Regions from separate parts of the Homo sapiens genome. Here region 1 is linked to region 2. The links are chromatin loops, found by intact Hi-C in ENCODE. Cell type or tissue: PC-9. All regions are shown on one strand. Each heading gives the region's core, and the rest is flanking DNA. Links, peaks and the distances in the headings are about the cores only.

What was found. Hi-C counts contacts between places; a loop is a spot of excess contacts. Peaks named below come from ENCODE experiments on the same cell type or tissue, not always from the same donor. Only the 100,000 strongest peaks of a DNase experiment are listed, where the experiment ranks them.
Region 1: it touches region 2 in a loop (4-fold over the local background); 1 of 110 quality-filtered maps calls a loop at or near these places.

What each region holds. Positions count from the first base shown.
Region 1 is chr20:57,059,306-57,063,701 of GRCh38, reverse strand. No RefSeq gene overlaps it. Among named protein-coding and RNA genes, the nearest start is that of BMP7-AS1, 150 kb to the left of the region's middle. In PC-9, for the core only: a CTCF peak has its summit at 2,242 (motif pointing right); a DNase peak (open chromatin) is centred at 3,101; H3K27ac peaks cover 721 bases.
Region 2 is chr20:56,398,267-56,402,662 of GRCh38, reverse strand. It overlaps CSTF1 (cleavage stimulation factor subunit 1), which reads right to left. Exons shown (of 6, transcript NM_001324.3): 5 at 3,306-3,696. Among named protein-coding and RNA genes, the nearest start is that of CSTF1, 7.8 kb to the right of the region's middle. In PC-9, for the core only: CTCF peaks have their summits at 2,228 and 2,429 (motif pointing left); no DNase peak of the experiment used is centred there.

The DNA of each region.
Region 1 (4,396 bases), core at 175-4,174, 660 kb before region 2:
CATCAGTTTTAATTCTCTCAGTCCTATTTCCAAGATACATCCTGACTTTATTCCCTCTCTCCCTGTCCACTCTCATCACCCCAAGCCAGTGATCTTCAACCAGGGTCCATTTTGATGCCCAAGGAACATTTGACAATGTCTGCAGAGAGTTCTGGCTGTCACAGCTCAGGGGGAGGGGACCCACTGGTGTTTGGTGAGGAGAAGCCAGGGATGCAGCTCAACATCCTACATTGCACAGGACGGCCCCACAGTGAAGACTTACCTGGCTCAAATTTCAGTAGTGCCCAGTGGAGAAACCCTAGTCTAGGCCAAGCGTCTTCCACCTTGGCTGAACAGCTGCCACGTGCCCCCTTGGTCTGCCAGCTGCCACTGGCTCTTTATTGCCCTAAATGTCCCCTCACCTTATGATTCCCCAATTAAATGGTTTCAGTGACCCCTCTCTACTCTTCTTTGTAAACAAAACCCACATTCCCCCATGGCCTACCTGCTGCCAGCCTCCCACATGCACCTTCACCCGGCCGCTTTTGCTTTGTTCTTTAAATAATGGCTTCCTCTTCCTGCCAGTCCCAGCTCCCATGTCATCTCCTTCAAAAAGGCTTCTTGGGCCTCTGCTACCTGCTGCCACCTGCCACACTTTACCCATTTTATAGCCTCCATGTGACACAGACAAGAGACAGGGAAATACTGGGTGGAAGAGGGCAGCTCCCTGGCAGAGGCCCCGCCCCAAAGCCTGGAAACCTGCAACCCTAAATGGGAACAGGCACTCCTGTTTTCATGCCCAAATGTTGCCTTTTGGCCTGCCATGGCCCCCTATCCTGTACCCATATAAACCCCAAACCCAGGTTCCACGAGCAGATGAGCAGAAGAATGGAGTGGTGGAGGAGGAGAGAAGAGAAGGAGCGTCTGAACGTCTGCTGGGGACAGTCAGAGAGATCGGCCCAGGGACAGCCAAACTCCAGGGAAAGATCATCTTCCCACGCCATTCCCTTTCCAGGTCCCCATCTGTCCTGCTGAGAGCCACCTCCAGCACCAAATAAAATCCCTGCATTCACCATCCTTCAAGTCCATGTGTGACCTGATTCTTCCTGAATGCTGGACAAGGACCTGTGTACCAAGACTGAGCTGGTTAACACTTAAGCCCTCCATGGATGGCAAGGCTAAAAGAGCACACTGTAACACACGCCTACTTGGGCTTCGGGAGTCACAGGATCCCACCTCCTGGATGCTGTTGTGGGGCTGGAGCCCAGGGGTGCTCACCCTATCTCCTGCACCTGCCTGTCTGCGTGCTCTCCCTCCTGTAAGGGGTTTGAGCACACACATGAGCCGTACCCTTGTTGCACATCCTGCAAGGGGGTTCAGGGAACTCTCCTGTTTCACATAGATATCCTTGTCAGATTCCCAATCTTTTCAATGATCTTATTTATAGGCTTTCCTATTGGTGAACATTTTCCCTGTGGCCCCTCCAGAAGCAAAGCTTTCTGAGGCAGGCACACTCTGGATCCTGCCCTCAGCGATACTGCACATGGTGTGTCCTCGGAAACCGGCACCGATAAGTGTCCAAGACATATTTATTGACTAACTGAAAGACACACGTTTACATAAATCCACCAGTGAAAATCAGGGTTGGGTACAGAATTTGCAGGGCCCAGTACAGAATGAAAAGGCGGAGTTCCTTGTCCAAAAATTATGAAGAATTTCAAGAGAGCATTAAACCCAGGGCAGGATGCTTCTAAGTGTGGGGCCCTGGACACATGCCCGTGAAGCCATCCCTGACTACGATATTACAACCACGGCCAAAGAATAATTTCTTAACTAAAAGTTCTTACTTCACTCAGTGCCCCCCAAACTCAAGTCCCAGCAGGGGTTCATTGGTAGGAATCCAGCTAAGAAAAATGTGGACAATGGAAGTAGTTTTTTTCTCAAGGCTAAACTGATGTCTCAGGGCTCAGTCTTAACTATTCTGCAACTGCTTTCCTTTTCTATTTTTGCTGGGAAAGTGTCTTCTCTTTTGAGAAGTGATGGTGATGCTGGATGTAATTACAGAGTACAAGGTTTGAGACTCTCACCCCCAGTGTTTTGGGTGCTTGCTTTGTATGTTGCCCTACTCTGTGGACTCCGGCATCTGAGAAGCGTCCTTTGAAGAGTTTAGTGGGATGGCTCCTATGTCCGTTCCCTTTCAGCAAAGAATCTGAGAGCATCATGGCCAGCAGAGGGGGCCGCAGGAATGCCGAATCCCCCTGGCAGGTCCCACATGTGGAGCTGCTCTCCCATCTCTCAGCTACCAGGGACGTACTTTATTAGGAGGAGAATCAGAATTCTATGAAACTCACCTGATGACCCTCCCTTTGGCATTTTGTATTTGCACGGTCTTCTTGGGCTAAAGCCTTTTTGGCTGAAATCCATGGTTCTGAGCCCTGGCTGCGTGTCAGCCTCACCTGGTGCGTTTTAAAAACATAATGTCCTGAGCTCGCCTCCCAGCATTTCTGATTCAGTTAGTCGGGGATGGGGCCTGGGCATCGGAGTTTGTAATGTCACTTCCCATCCCTGCTCTTTAATTCCAATTCTAATGAGTTGAGAACGCCAGCCAAACAGAATCTCTATCCGAAACTGGTGGTCTCATGGGAAAGGGAGTGAGTGCTTCTTTTTGGGGCCTGGGACAACTGTCTTCATTGCCTTCTTAGAGAAGGACAGTTTCAGCAAAGCACCAACAGGGCATGCCACAGGTTTGGGCAGGAAGCCTTGGGTGGTGCCCTGCCTCATGCTTGGTGGCACCTGAGCAGCTGTCCCTGACCTCTGCCTGGTCAGGAGCTTGTCCCGGTTTTCCTGTCTTGCCTGCGTCATGAGCAGGCCCACCCCTGGAAATGTGGCAGCTAGGTGTCTGGGCCCAGTGGGCTCTGGGTTGCAGCTGCTCCTTGCAGCCAGTGCATTGAGAGAACAGGCTGAGGTGCTGCCTTCTCCCTGAGCCGCCTCCTCCAAACCCTCGTGTAGCTCTGTCCCCAGCTGAAATATGATGACATTTACAGACTGCCTGTGAACGTGTTTCCTAATAGTAACCTTTTCAACAAAAAGAATAATTCAAAGTTTATGCAAAAGGCAATAGAAACCCCAAATGACTCAAAAGGTATTTTGGGAGTGGTTCCTCCCGCTGATCAAATGAGTAATCCTTCTAAGAGAGTACAAGCAATTTAATAAGAAAACTGTCTCCACGGTGAAGTTGCTTGAACCTGGGAGGTGGAGATTGCAGTGAGCTGACTTTGTGTCACTACACTTCAGCCTGAGCGACAGAGTGAGACTCTGTCTCAAATAATAATAATAATAATAATAATAATAATAATAATAACTCGTTCTCTGTCAGCAACCGCAGAGGCAAATCTCAAGACTTCACAGCCCTGCTCACCCGCACCCCACCCACTTCCCCATTGCCTCTGTCCTGAGATGGTTCCTTTCTAATATTCTGAAAAAGAGTTTGTGTCTCCCAGCATTACATTTATACAGGCATACCTTCTTTATTGCAATTTGCTTTATTGCATTTTTTACAGATTGAAGGTTTTGTGGCAACTCTGCCTCCAGCAAGGTTCATGGTGCCATTTTTCCAACAGCAGGTGCTCACCTGGTGTCTCTGTGTTGCATTTTGGCAGTTCTCACAATAGAGCTAATCATTTCATTATTATTATATTTGTTATCGTGATCTGTGGTCAGTGATCTTTGATGTTACTATTGCAGTGTTTTGGGGCACCACGAACTGTGCCCGTATAAGACAGTGAACTTAATTGATAAATGTGTGTGCCCTAACTGCTCCACTGGCCATTCCCCCATCTCCTCCCTCTCCTCATGCCTCCCTATTCCCTGAGATGCAACAATGTTAAATTGGGCCAATTAAGAAACCTACATTGGCCTCCAAGTGTTCAAGTGAAAGGAAGAGTCGCATGTCTCTCACTTTATTATTTATTTATGTATTTTTTGAAACAGGGTCTCTCTCTGTGGTCCAGGCTGGAGTGCAGTGGTGCAATTATGGCTTACTGCAGCCTGGAACTCCTGGCCTCAAATGATCCTCCCACCTCAGCCTCCTGAGTAGCTGGGGCTACAGGCAAGCACCACCATGCCCGGCTAATTTTTTAAAAAAATCTTTTTTTTAGTAGAGATGAAATCTCACTAGGTTGCCCAGGCTGGTCTTGAACTCCCGGGCTCAAGCAATTCTCATACCTCAGCCTCCCAAAGTTTTCTCAATTTAAATCAAGAGCTAGAAATGATTAAGCTTAGTGAGAAAGGCATGTCAAAAGCTGAGACAGGTCAAACGCTAAGCCTCTTGTGGTAAACAGTTAGCCAAGTTGTAAATGTAAAGGAAAAGTTCTCGAAGGAAATGAACTTTTCCGTGAACACATGTATAAAAAGAAAG
Region 2 (4,396 bases), core at 167-4,166:
GCCCGGCCTGTTTAACAATTCTTTTACTTCCTGACATTTAGTTTATATCAATTATAAGTAATGTTGTAATGAACATCCTTTGTACAGAAAGCTTTATTTCCTTAGGAGTAAATTCCTAGAGACAGAATTACTGAGACAAAGTATATGAATATCTACTTTCCAAAAGGAAGCCTTTTTATGACTATAAATTACATATTTTATGTTTAAAAGTACCAAATAAAGTATAAAAAGGAAAATAAAAACTGCCTAATAATTGCACCCATCAGAGGTAACAGTCAATACTTTGGTGAATACTCTTTCGAAATATCTAAGTGTTATGTGCTCACTTGTAAATTCTCTCTTTTTTTTTTTTTTTTGAGATAGAGTCTTACTCTGTTGCCCAGGCTGGAGTGCAATGGTGTGATCTCGGCTCACTGCAACCTCTGCCTCCTGGGTTCAAGAGATTCTCCTGCCTCAGCCTCCTGAGTAGCTGGGATTACAGGCATGTGCCACCACACTCAACTAATTTTTGTATTTTTAGTAGAGATGGGGTTTCACCATGTTGGCCAGGCTGGTCTCAAACTCCTGACCTCAGATGATCTGCCCACCTTGGCCTCCCAAAGTGCTGGGATAATAGGTGTGAGCCACAGTCCCTGGCTTCATTTGTAACTTCTTTAAGTCAGAGCATTTGTCATATACTATTAATATTCAAGCATATGTAGTGCAGATCTGTAAAGACAGAATACAGCTTAGTGGATAAAAACACAAAGTCTGTGTGGTCAGATGTGGGTTCAACACTAATGTGACCCTGGGCAAATTACTTAACATTCCTCAGCCTTAATTTTCTCATCTGTTCCATGGAGTAGTTACAGAACCTACCCCATAAGGCTGTGAGGATTAAGAATAAGAGAATGCAAAGGAGGCTCTGGAGTGCGAGTGCTCAGCCCATGTTAGCATGCATACTTATTTTTAAAGGTGTATGTTGTCCATGGATGCGTAACAGATTTCCTCAGTGCTTCTTATTGGACATTTATGCTGTTTCTAACTTTCAGCCACTCCAAATGATGTTGGGACACACATCCTTTTATGGGCATGTGCATGTCTGTCCAATTACCTCTTTAGGTTGAATTTCTAAGAGTAGATATAGTGGGTCAAAAAGCGTGTATTTAAAATTTTGATATGACACCAAACTGTGCTGAAATATTTTACCAGCTGACTCTGACCAACAAAATATGATTTCCCGAAATCTCTATCAATAGTAGATAATATAAATCTTTAAGACTCCTGAAATCTGATTAACAAAACCAGGTCCCCATATTCATTTCTTGGGTCTGCAGCAAGGCTGGCCACCTTTTCTTACATTTCCTGACCATTTTTCTCTTCTGCAGCCCCCTGTCCTTTGGCTCCTTTTTTCTCGAGTTTGGACTCATCTTTTTCCCATATGAGTTCTCTTTATAGATTAAGGATGTTAACTCAATGTCTAACATCTGTATATATGCTATAACCATTTTCTCCCAGTCCTGTATGTTATTTATATTGTTTTTAATTTTTTGCATCCCAATTTCTAAAGTTTTGATAGTTTTTCCTTTTTCATCATTTCAAAAACCCTCTGAATTCTAACTAATTATTATTATTATCATTTTTTGAGACGGAGTCTTACTCTGTCGCCCAGGCTGGAGTACAGCAGCGCAATCTCGGCTCACTGCAACCTCCACCTCCCAGGTTCAAGCTATTCTCCTGCCTCAGCCTCCCAAGTAGCTGGGACTACAGGCGCCCGCCACCAAGCCCAGCTAATTTTTGTATTTTTCATAGAGACGGGGTTTCACCATATTGGCCAGGCTGGTCTCAAACTCCTGACCTTGTGATCTGCCCACCTCGGCCTCCCAAAGTGCTGGGATTACAGGTGTGAGCCACCGCGCCTGGCCCAAATTCTAACTAATTATTAAAACTGGGAACAGAAATCTTAACATGCTGACATGACAGGCGCTTGACCTGTGAAATGAGAAAAAAGGAAAAGGGGAATCTGTGCATAAATTCAGCATAATCACATTTTTGAAAAACCACACTGCTATTCCCCACTAAAACAAGCCAATCAACCTCATACTATTATAAAACACCCAAAACATTCCTAGAGCAAATATATAAGCTATTGTCAGTAGGCTGGTGTGTATCTGTCCAGATACAGCACACTCCTTAAAACAGTTATAACTTCTATAGGGGGAGTACTTTCACATTTACCCTGATCACTTTTTTATCTTCTTTTTGCAACAAACACAACTATTATAAAGTAGTTCTTTATAATAAATACTTTTCAGAACAACTTTATACAAGTGTTTCAATGAAGTCACCAAGAATTATGATAAAAATGGCTCTTCCTAAGATTTGCTAGTGGTACCAGAAGCCAGAAAGATGGCTGGGGAAGGGAACTTTGGTTACAATGAGACAAATCTAAGGCAAGTTATGCTGCCCCCTAGTGGGTCAGATGTCACTGACTCTTCAATGCAAACTTAAACACAATCCAGTCCCTTCCAATACTGTTTTCTTGTGATTTTTTTTGAGTTATGCTCATGCCAATTTTAGTGTATGATACAAACATATCTCACAATGGAAGAAACAATCAGAAATTTTCTGGAGGTTTTCTACCAAACAACAGTCTTTGCTGCTACAAGGAACAGAAGACAGTGTTTTAACATTCATTATCAAATAACCAGACTTGGGCCCTACTAGTGATAGGATAAATTTAAATGGATTTCATTATAAAAAGACTCCACAGGCACTACTGTTACCAATGAGACCAACATACATAAATGAGAATTCAGTGGATGCAATTTTTTTCTGTCTGCTGAGCCTACTTTATATCTGCATTCAGAATTAACGTGGTTTCCTTTGCGGGCTAGGTCTGCTCTCTTAGGAATGGGATAAGATCTTCCCTCTCAGCCATTCTTTCATGAATACATATATTAATAATACTGAGATCTACTATTGGAAACTTTTCTCTGGATTGCTTTCACATTTCTGTGGGAAGAGGGCATGCCAGTCTACAAATGGATCACCAGGTTCTCAAATGTTACTTGCATGGAATCCAGCCCTAGTCCACGGTGTGAGGTGCTCAGAAGAGCAAAGAAAGCACCGTTCTATTTCCAAGTCGTGTAGCCTTGGCTAAATGACTTAACCTGTAAGTCTTGGTTTCCTCTTATCTAAGAAAGGGTAACATCTGCCTTGCTCAATGCATAGATATTGTGTTGCTCTATTGTGAGGTCTTAAAAGAGAGTTCTGGAAAGTGTAAACACTACAGAAATGTTAAGTAACATCAACGTCTCACATACCCGTGTATCTGACCAGTGTTCGTCCCGTTGATATTTCCCAAAGTTTAGCTACAGAGTCTTTTCCACTTGAGAGAATGTATTTAGAATTTTTGGAAAAAATGGCAGAACAAACTTCAGCACCGTCATGTGCTTTCTCAAAAGTTGTGATGCATCGATTTGAAACACCATCCCATAATTTGATGCAGCCGTCCTTGCTTCCAGTTACGTACATATTGGCACTAGAATTGTAATTAACGGAACATATAGCATCGGTGTGTTGATCTTGAGGATTGCAAGAGACAAAACATTGAAAGGTGTTGATATCATAAAGGCGAAGAGTAGGATGCTGAGTTCCGACAAGTATAAAGTCTCCAGAAGGATGAAAAGAGATGGAACGTAACATTTCAGCTTCCTGTTGGGACAGAGACATTAATACAAGTGACCAACTGGTGAACAATTAAATCCAGAGGAAATGTGGAAAATATCTGGCTGATGAAAAGAATCTATAAAACAATTATTAGATATTACACAGGTATCATAAGAAAAAAAGTGCTTTCTGGAACATATGAAAGTATTTTTTGAATAGATTTCCAAAACTAAATATTTACTGGTTATATTATTCCAAAAACTACAGAAGTGAGCTTCATTATTTACAAATGAACACTGAGTAAACTAAGGATGGAGTATTATCAGACAATGACACATTCATGCATGGTTAACTGAAGTACAACTTGTACCTAAGAGCTTCTTTAATTTGCTCTAGGGCTGCAAATATTGAGTGAAAAATTAAGTTTATTATTATTTTTTTCAGACAGGGTCTTGCTCTGTCGCCCAGGCTGGAGTGCAGCGGCATGGTCACAGCTCACTGCAGGCTCAACCTCTTGGGCTCAAATGATCATCCTTGCCTCCGCCTCCTGAGTAGCTGGGACTATCGGCGCGTGCCACCATGCCCAGCTGATTAAAAGAATTTTTTGTAGAGATGAGGTCTCACTACATTGCTCAGGCTGACCATAAACTTCTGGGCTCAAGTGATCCTCCCACTTTGGCTTCTCAAAGTGCTGGGATTACAGACATGAGCCACTGCAACCAGCCTAGTTTAATTATCAAACAGA